Linked DNA regions of Homo sapiens: region 2 is linked to region 1. Evidence: chromatin contacts called from ENCODE Hi-C or POLR2A ChIA-PET data. All regions are on one chromosome and are shown on one strand. Each heading gives the region's core, a stretch centred on a gene start or an enhancer-like site at or near the end of the contact. The rest is flanking DNA. Distances are from core to core; before and after follow the strand shown.

Evidence for each region. Hi-C counts contacts between places; a loop is a spot of excess contacts on that map. ChIA-PET counts read pairs that join two places held with the same protein, here RNA polymerase II (POLR2A). Pooled maps may share reads with other maps.
Region 2: a loop to region 1 is called in a pooled map, with 7 times the contacts of the local background. The contact joins the promoter of KHSRP here to the promoter of TNFSF14 in region 1. A Hi-C loop is called at or near these places in 8 of 50 pooled maps. POLR2A ChIA-PET finds 5 or more read pairs at or near these places in 2 of 52 experiments (GM12878 and WTC11).

The regions. Positions count from the first base shown.
Region 1 is chr19:6,667,952-6,671,804 of GRCh38, forward strand. TNFSF14 (TNF superfamily member 14) reads right to left here and starts at 2,209. Exons shown (of 4, transcript NM_001376887.1): 1 at 1,900-2,209. The coding sequence starts at 2,118. RefSeq lists enhancers at 729-818, 879-1,068, 1,969-2,058, 2,439-2,668 and a silencer at 3,239-3,338.
Region 2 is chr19:6,423,270-6,426,795 of GRCh38, forward strand. It overlaps KHSRP (KH-type splicing regulatory protein), which reads right to left and starts at 1,542. Exons shown (of 19, transcript NM_001366299.1): 1 at 1,184-1,542. The coding sequence starts at 1,432. It overlaps SLC25A41 (solute carrier family 25 member 41), which reads right to left. Exons shown (of 7, transcript NM_173637.4): 7 at 2,768-3,292. The coding sequence ends at 3,120. RefSeq lists an enhancer at 1,850-1,969.

The DNA.
Region 1 (3,853 bases), core at 959-3,458:
GATCGCTTGAACCTGGGAGGTTGCAGTGGGCCCAGATTGTGCCACTGCACTCTAGCCTAGGTGACAGAGTGAGATTCTATCTCAAAAAATAAATAAATAAATAAAAGGGTTTAATAAATAAATAACATTGCCCAGAGCAGTGGCTTACACCTGTAATCCCAGCACTTTGGGAGGCCAAAGTGGGAGGACAGCTTGAGGCCAGGAGTTTAAGACCAGCCTGGGCAACACAACAAGACCTCATCTCTACAAAAAATTTTTAAGATTAGCCAGGCATGGTGGTGCATGCCTGTAGTCCCAGCTACTCATGAAGCTGGGACAGGAGGCTTGCTTGAGCCCAGGAGTTCAAGGCTGCAGTGAGCTATGATCGTGCCACTCCACTCTAGCCTGGGAAGCAGAGTGAGACACAGTCTCTAAGATAAATAAATATGTAATTAATTAAATAAATAAGTAATATTTAAAAATACAGGGACAAGGCCAGGCGTGGTGGCTCACACCTGTAATCCCAGCACTTTGGGAGGCTGAGGCAGGTGGATCACTTGAGGTCAGGAGTTCGAGACAAGTCTGGCCAACATGGTGAAACCCCGTCTGTACTAAAAATACACAAATTAGCCAGGCACGGTGGCGGATGCCTGTGATCCCAGCTACTGCTCAGGAGGCTGAGACAAGGGAATCACTTGAACCTGGGAGGTGGGGTTGTAGTGAGCCAAGACTGCACCACTACACTACAGCCTGGGCTATGGGAGAGAAACCTTGTCTCAAAAAAAAAAAAATGCAGACAGCGAGATGGCTGGACACATGGACACCACCCTTGGGATATAGCACCTGCCACAGGGCACAGACCTCAACATCATCATGACGCTGAGAAGACACATGTGGGCTCAGATGCGTGGACATGTGGTTTGTGGTTTATGGATCCATGTGCGTCTACAGACACAGAGACCCAGAGACAAAGACAGACAACGTGAATACACCGGCTGCAGCTAGGCGGGTGTGTGGACATGTGGGTACACGCACATACGTCCACATGGGTATATGGACACGAATGTGTGGCCACCGGATCCAGACCCAGGACACAAAAGGGGCCAAGCCCACAGGGGTATGGTGTTGGGCACACATAGACCCCCAGGTGAGGCACACAGACAGGCGGACACATCCACAGCCAGCTGGAAGCAGACCGAGAAATTTCCACAGATGGAAATGGTCAGAGAATTAATGACAATCGCAGTAACAGTAATAAGAGTACCAGAGAAGGCCAGGCGCAGTGGCTCACACCTGTAATCCCAGCACTTTGGGAGGCTGAGGCGGGTGGATCTCCTGAGGTCGGGAGTTTGAGACCAGCCTGACAAACATAGAGAAGCCCCATCTCTACTAAAAATACAAAATTGGCCAGGCGTGGTGGCGCATGCCTGTAATCCCAGCTACTCGGGAGGCTGAGGCAGGAGAATCACTTGAACCCGGGAGGCAGAGGTTGCGGTGAGCAGAGATCATGCCATTGCACTCCAGCCTGGGCAACGAGAGTGAAACTCCGTCTCAAAAATAAAAAAGTACAGAGAAAATGCATGCGTGTGTGCACAGGGGTGTGCATGGCAGTGTTGGGGTGTCAGTTCCGACGGGTGGAGCTGGCATCGTCTGGTACTACACATGCCATAGCATACTTCGTCCCCTATGAAGAGACTGCCCTTATTTTGTAGATGAAGACACTGAGGTTCAGAGAGGTGAATTCACTTGCCCAAGGCTGGGAGCAGCAACCAGTCAAGCCAGCTGCTCTCAGCCTGTGCCCTGTCCTACACACACACACACACACACACACACACACACACACAGACACACAGTGACCCACAATGACACAGGGGAGCCCCCCTCACCTCCACCTGCTCTCAGCCCCCCGGTCCCACTCACAGGCAGGCGGGTGACCATCTCTCCTAGACGCCAGTGCAGCTGCAGGAGGAACCAGCCTTGGACGGCCAGCCCGGCCCCCATCAGCAACAGCAAGAGACCCAGACCCACCCGGGCCACACTGCACGACTGTCTCCGGTGGCTTCGTCCCAGCCTCGTGAATGGGATGTCGGTCTGTCCATCCACCACAAACACTGAGGGCCGTACGACACTCTCCTCCATGCCCAAGGTGTCTGGAGCAGGGCTGACACGCCTGGGTCCTTCAACCTCAGAGGAAACCGAAATTGCTCAACACTCCTGGGCTGTGCACGCTGCGGACAGGCACCCGTGGGCCGCCTTTAGAGCTGGGGTTCAGCCCCACCCCTTCCCCCACTCACCCTCCTCTTCTTCCGGTACCCGCCGCCCCCGGTCTTGGCCCTGTCTCACTCTCACTCATACAGACTCTCACACTTTCCAGAGGCTTCTGAAAATGTGACTCAGGTGGCAAGTGCAGTGGGGAGCCCCCAGCTTTCCCTTCTTGGATGCTTCATTCGCTTGGGGCCACCAAATATCGACTGAGGACTTTCTGCCCATGCCAGGCTCTGCTCTCGGTGTGGGGGATGCAGCAATGAACAACAGCAAGAAGGGTCCCTGCTCCTCTTCTGGTGGAGCCAGAGAGACAAGAAACCTCGTAAACAAGAAAATAATACGTTGTGGGTTTTTTTGTTCGTTTATTTGTTTTGTTTTTGAGATGGAGTCTCGCTCTGTTGCCCAGGCTGGAGTGCAGTGGCGCGATCTCAGCTTACTACAACCTCCACCTCCTGGGTTCAAGCAATTCTCCTGCCTCAGCCTCCCAAGTAGCGGGGATTACAGGCGCGTGCCACCACGCCTGGCTGCTTTTTGTATTTTTAGTAGAGATGGGTTTTCACCATGTCGGTCAGGCTGGTCTCGAACTCCTGACCTCAAGCGATCCACCCACCTCAGCCTCCCAAAGTGCTGGGATTACAAACGTGAGCCGCACCATGCCCGGCCTTCTGTTGTGTTTTGATGTGACAAGTGCAGTGAAAAACACAAGAGTGGAATAAAGGAGTGGATGTGTGCTCTGTGTGTGTGCTTGTCTGCATGCATATATGTGTGCAGTGTGTGCATGTGAATGTGTGTATTCAGTTGTGTGCATGCAAGTGTGTATCATGTACACATGTGCAGGCGCATGCCTGTGTATCATACATGTGCTGGCATGTAAATGTGCGTGCATATGTGGGCAGGTGCATGCATATGTGTATGGTCATCTGTGTGCATGTGCATGTGGTCCATGTACATGCATGCATGTGCACGTGTGTGTATGTGTGAACATGCATCACATGTGCAAGTGGGTGTGCATATATGTGCTGTGTGCAGGTGTGTGCATGTGTGTGTGCCTGTGCATTGGTGCGTGTATGTGTGTGTGCGCACTTGCACGGGTGTGTTCATGTGTGTGGGGAGGTCCATGTATGAGTGTGCATGCATTCAAGCGTGGATTTTTTTTTTTTTCGAGACGGAGTCTCGCTCTGTCGCCCAGGCTGGAGTGCAGTGGTGCGATCTCGGCTCACTGCAAGCTCCGCCTCCCAGGTTCACGCCATTCTCCTGCCTCAGCCTCCTGAGTAGCTGGGACTACAGGCGCCCACCACCGCACCCAGCTAATTTTTTGTATTTTTAGTAGAGACGGGGTTTCACCGTGTTAGCCAGGATGGTCTCAATCTCCTGACCTCGTGATCCGCCTGCCTTGGCCTCCCAAAGTGCTGGGATTACAGGCATAAGCCACCGCACCCAGCCTTTTTCTTTCTTTTTTTTTTTGAGGCAGAGTCTCACTTTGTCACCCAGGCTGGAGTGCAGTGGTGCCATTTTGGCTCACTGCAACCTCTGCCTCCCGGATTCAAGCAATTTTCCTGCCTCAGCCTCCTGAGTAGCTGGGATTACAGGCGCCCACCACCATGCATAG
Region 2 (3,526 bases), core at 292-2,791, 250 kb before region 1:
GTTTCCAAAAAACAAACAAACAAACAAAAAACCAAGACTCTATGGGACACAAGTTACATCTCAGACACGTGAAGAGCAACTTTAAAGAAACCTCAACCCAGCAAACTTAGGATCAGAGTCTGGGGTTTAGAAACCCAAACCATGTTAAGAATCTCCCTTTCCACCAGTCTCCATTTTTCTACGCTGCCCTAGAGCCAAAACTCATGGGATGCCCACAGGGGGCCTGTCCCCACCAACTGACAGCACCAGCTTCCTCCCTTCAAGCTGTCCCAGAATCAGACGGTTCCATGGGCAATAAGACCAAATGCACGCTAGAACCCACCCAACTCCAAGGGTGAGAGAGACGACAGAGGGCCAGAACACAGGCGTTCACTTAACGGGACCTCCCACCTTGGGAGGAGCCAGTCTCTAGCCCCGGAGGCATTGGGACAGCCCAGGAGCCGGTCGGCGGCAAAGTCCTCCCATTCTACCGACCCCCACCCCTCCAGGCCATGGGGAGGCTGCAAATGGAGCTGGAGAGGTCAGTCCTAGCAGCATGTGACACTTCCTTGTCATTACGCCTCAATACACGGGGGTGGGAGACCCTCCCTTCTTTCCCCCAAAGAGACAGACCACGCTTTCAAGCCACCAAAGCATCCAAGAGCCAGTCCCCATGCTCGTCTTCCCCATTTCGCCCAAGTGCTCAGCCCTAGACAGGTCCCCATCCACTTTCCCGACTGAAGAGGAAGGACTGTCCCTCCCACCCCCACAATGTCCCTTTCTCCTAGAGAGGGGACAGAAATGGGACTGGGTTGGGGGCAAACACTGCCCTTTGCCCTGATATGGAGGGGAGAGTAAAGGCCCTCCGCCCGGGAAGGTGGACCCCTGCCTCCAGGCATGTCCTAAGGCCGGGGGGCTAAGGGGGGGGTCCCAAAAGTGCGTCTCCGAGCTCCGGGGCGCCTGCACACCCAGGCGCCGCTCCTGGTGACCCCCAGTGCGCCCCTACTCCCTGCAGGGGGGTCACCCGTTGGGATCCCACTCGAGGCGCAGCGGGAGGGCCAGGCCCCCGCCTACCGCCCACGTGACCCCGCGACGGCCCCGGCCCCCCTCCGCGACCCTGCGCGCGCGCGCGCACGTGACCCCCGCCCCCTCCCCCGCCTGCGCGCGCGCGCGAGCGCGCCCCTCAGGCCCTCGGCCTCCTCACCTGGCGGGCCCGCTGCACGGCGTCGGCGAAAGCGTCCTTGCGGATTCCCGGGCCGCCTCCGCCGGGTGGCTGAGAGGGGCCCCCGGCCGACCCCCCGCCCGGGCCGCCGCCGCCGGGACCGCCGCCGCCCCGGTCCCCCGCGCCTGGCGGGCCCGGCGGAGGGCCTCCCCCGGCGCCTCCGGCTCCCCCGCCCCCGCCGGCGGGCGGCGGCGGCCCGGGCGGGGGTCCTCCCGTGCTGTAGTCCGACATGGCGCGGCGGGGCCGGGCCTGGCGCGGAGGCTGAAGCTGAGGAGGCGGCGGCGGCGGCGGCGGCTCAACGCGGGAACAAGGCCTCGCTCCACACGGCCGCGGAGCACTCTGGGAACCCAGCCGCTGGGAGGACGACGAGGGGGGAGAGAGTCGCCCCTCCCGCCGCCGACGTGACGGACGACTCCGGCGGGCCAATGGGAGGCAGCCGCCGCACCCCGGACACCAATCGCGAGCTCTGTAGGAGGTGGCCAATCGGAGTGCAATGAGGGGCAGTGGGCGGGAGGCTCAGAGTGACTGACAGCTCTCAGAGGCAATAGCTGCGAGCTGCCCGTGCTGGGCGGGCAAATGAAGGAGATCTGAGAAGGCAGGAGGCCCAATGAAACGCGAGTGCCAGATTCGCGGGGCGGCTTCAGAATTAGATTGACGGTTCTGAAGAGTCACGTGGACTGTAAGGCCGGGCCTAGTGGAAGACTCCTATGGACCGGCTGGGTGGGCGTTAGGTTTGATAGTCGTGGACACAAGCCAATGAATGCACGTGAGAGGTGGTGCTTGTAAAGATGGGCAGCCAATTAATCCAATTCCTGACGAGTTCTGGGTGATGAGGTTGGCTTTGGACTTTAATTGCTTCCCTTGTTAACCAGAATCCTTTTCTATCCCTGACTTCTAAGCCAATGGCTGAGCGACATGGGTGGGTGTTCGGTGACTGACACTGGTCTGGACAAATGGGAATGAAGGAAATCAAAGCGCCCACTTTTGGTGGGAGCCAGTGGAAGCGCCGCTGCATTGGGGCGGAGTCGGCCACCAGACAGCGAGGGGATTAGCGGGAACTGTAGTGAATGGCAGCCGACGTGGGCGGTGGCAATCGGCTGCCCGAACTCAGGCCTGATGTCTGGGTTAGCTCACCGGCAGCCTGGTTGGGTAGGCCCGGCACGTGGCCCGCTTGAAGCCTTAGAGATCGAGCGCTTCCGGAGGTGGGGAGGCCGGAAAGCAGGAAACTCGGGATCCCCCGGGCCTTCTTCTCTCTCGACCCCCCATCTAGAGCGTCCAGTTCTCTTGCAGGACTCAAGGAACCAGCCCCACTCACGAGTCCAGAACCGTTCCAACAACCGGGATCGAGGGATCACAGCCTCGATCACACCCCTCACTTCACACCCCTCACTCCCTTCGCCTAAGGCCCTGGGATCCAAGCCTCAAGCTCCTATCCTAGGTCCTCACTTCCTCTCCTGGACACAAATTCCCATTCAGGACCCAGAGGCCCAAGGTCCCCAGCTCCCCTACTGGGTCCAGGGATCTCATGCACCCAGTTCCACTCCTAGGCCCAAGTATCCAGACACGTTCAGCAAAAACCATCTCTTTATTCCTTGTTGTGTGACATGTTCACCATTTCGCCCTGGAGCCAGGACGACCCACAAGGGGCCAGACTGGAGTCCACGTTTCTTGTCTCAGGCTGCACCCTGGGGAGGGAGTCCCAGGAGTTTTCTGACCCAGCACTGCCCCCCTCCACCCACCACCAACCCCAGCTTCAGGAATCTTCTGACCCAGAGCCCCACCCCCACCCCCAGCCTGCTTTTGCCACCAAAAACTGCCCCAGGGCCTGAACCTTGAGGCCTCGAGGGCTCTTTGGGGCCAGGGGTCATCAGGTCCTCCTGTCCCATTTCTGCCTAGGCTGTGTCGTCCAGCTCACAGCCTATATGCCCAGGGTTTTCTTCATGGCTTCGTACACCACATAGCTGATGCCACCTGCTGGTAAGACCTTCAGTAGCGTGGGGGTCATGCCTCGGTACAGCCCTAGCCAGCCCTGCTGGGCCAGGATCCGCTGGAGGACTCCGCGCATGGTGGGATTTGAGCCCTCCACGGTATCTGCAGGGACACAGGCAAGATCAGGACTAGGCCAGAGATGACCGGGCCTCCTAGGAGTCTGGAATGTTGCGGACAGGTGCTGAAGCCACGGGTAGGGGCCCCAGGGGTCAGTAGGAAAACAGTTTGAAGAGTCTTAGAGGAAATTGGTCAGTTTGAGGAGGAGTGGGGGAGTTTCTGAGTAGTAGTTATCAGGATTAATTTTAGGAAATTTTCTTGAGGGGTGGGAGTGGGGAT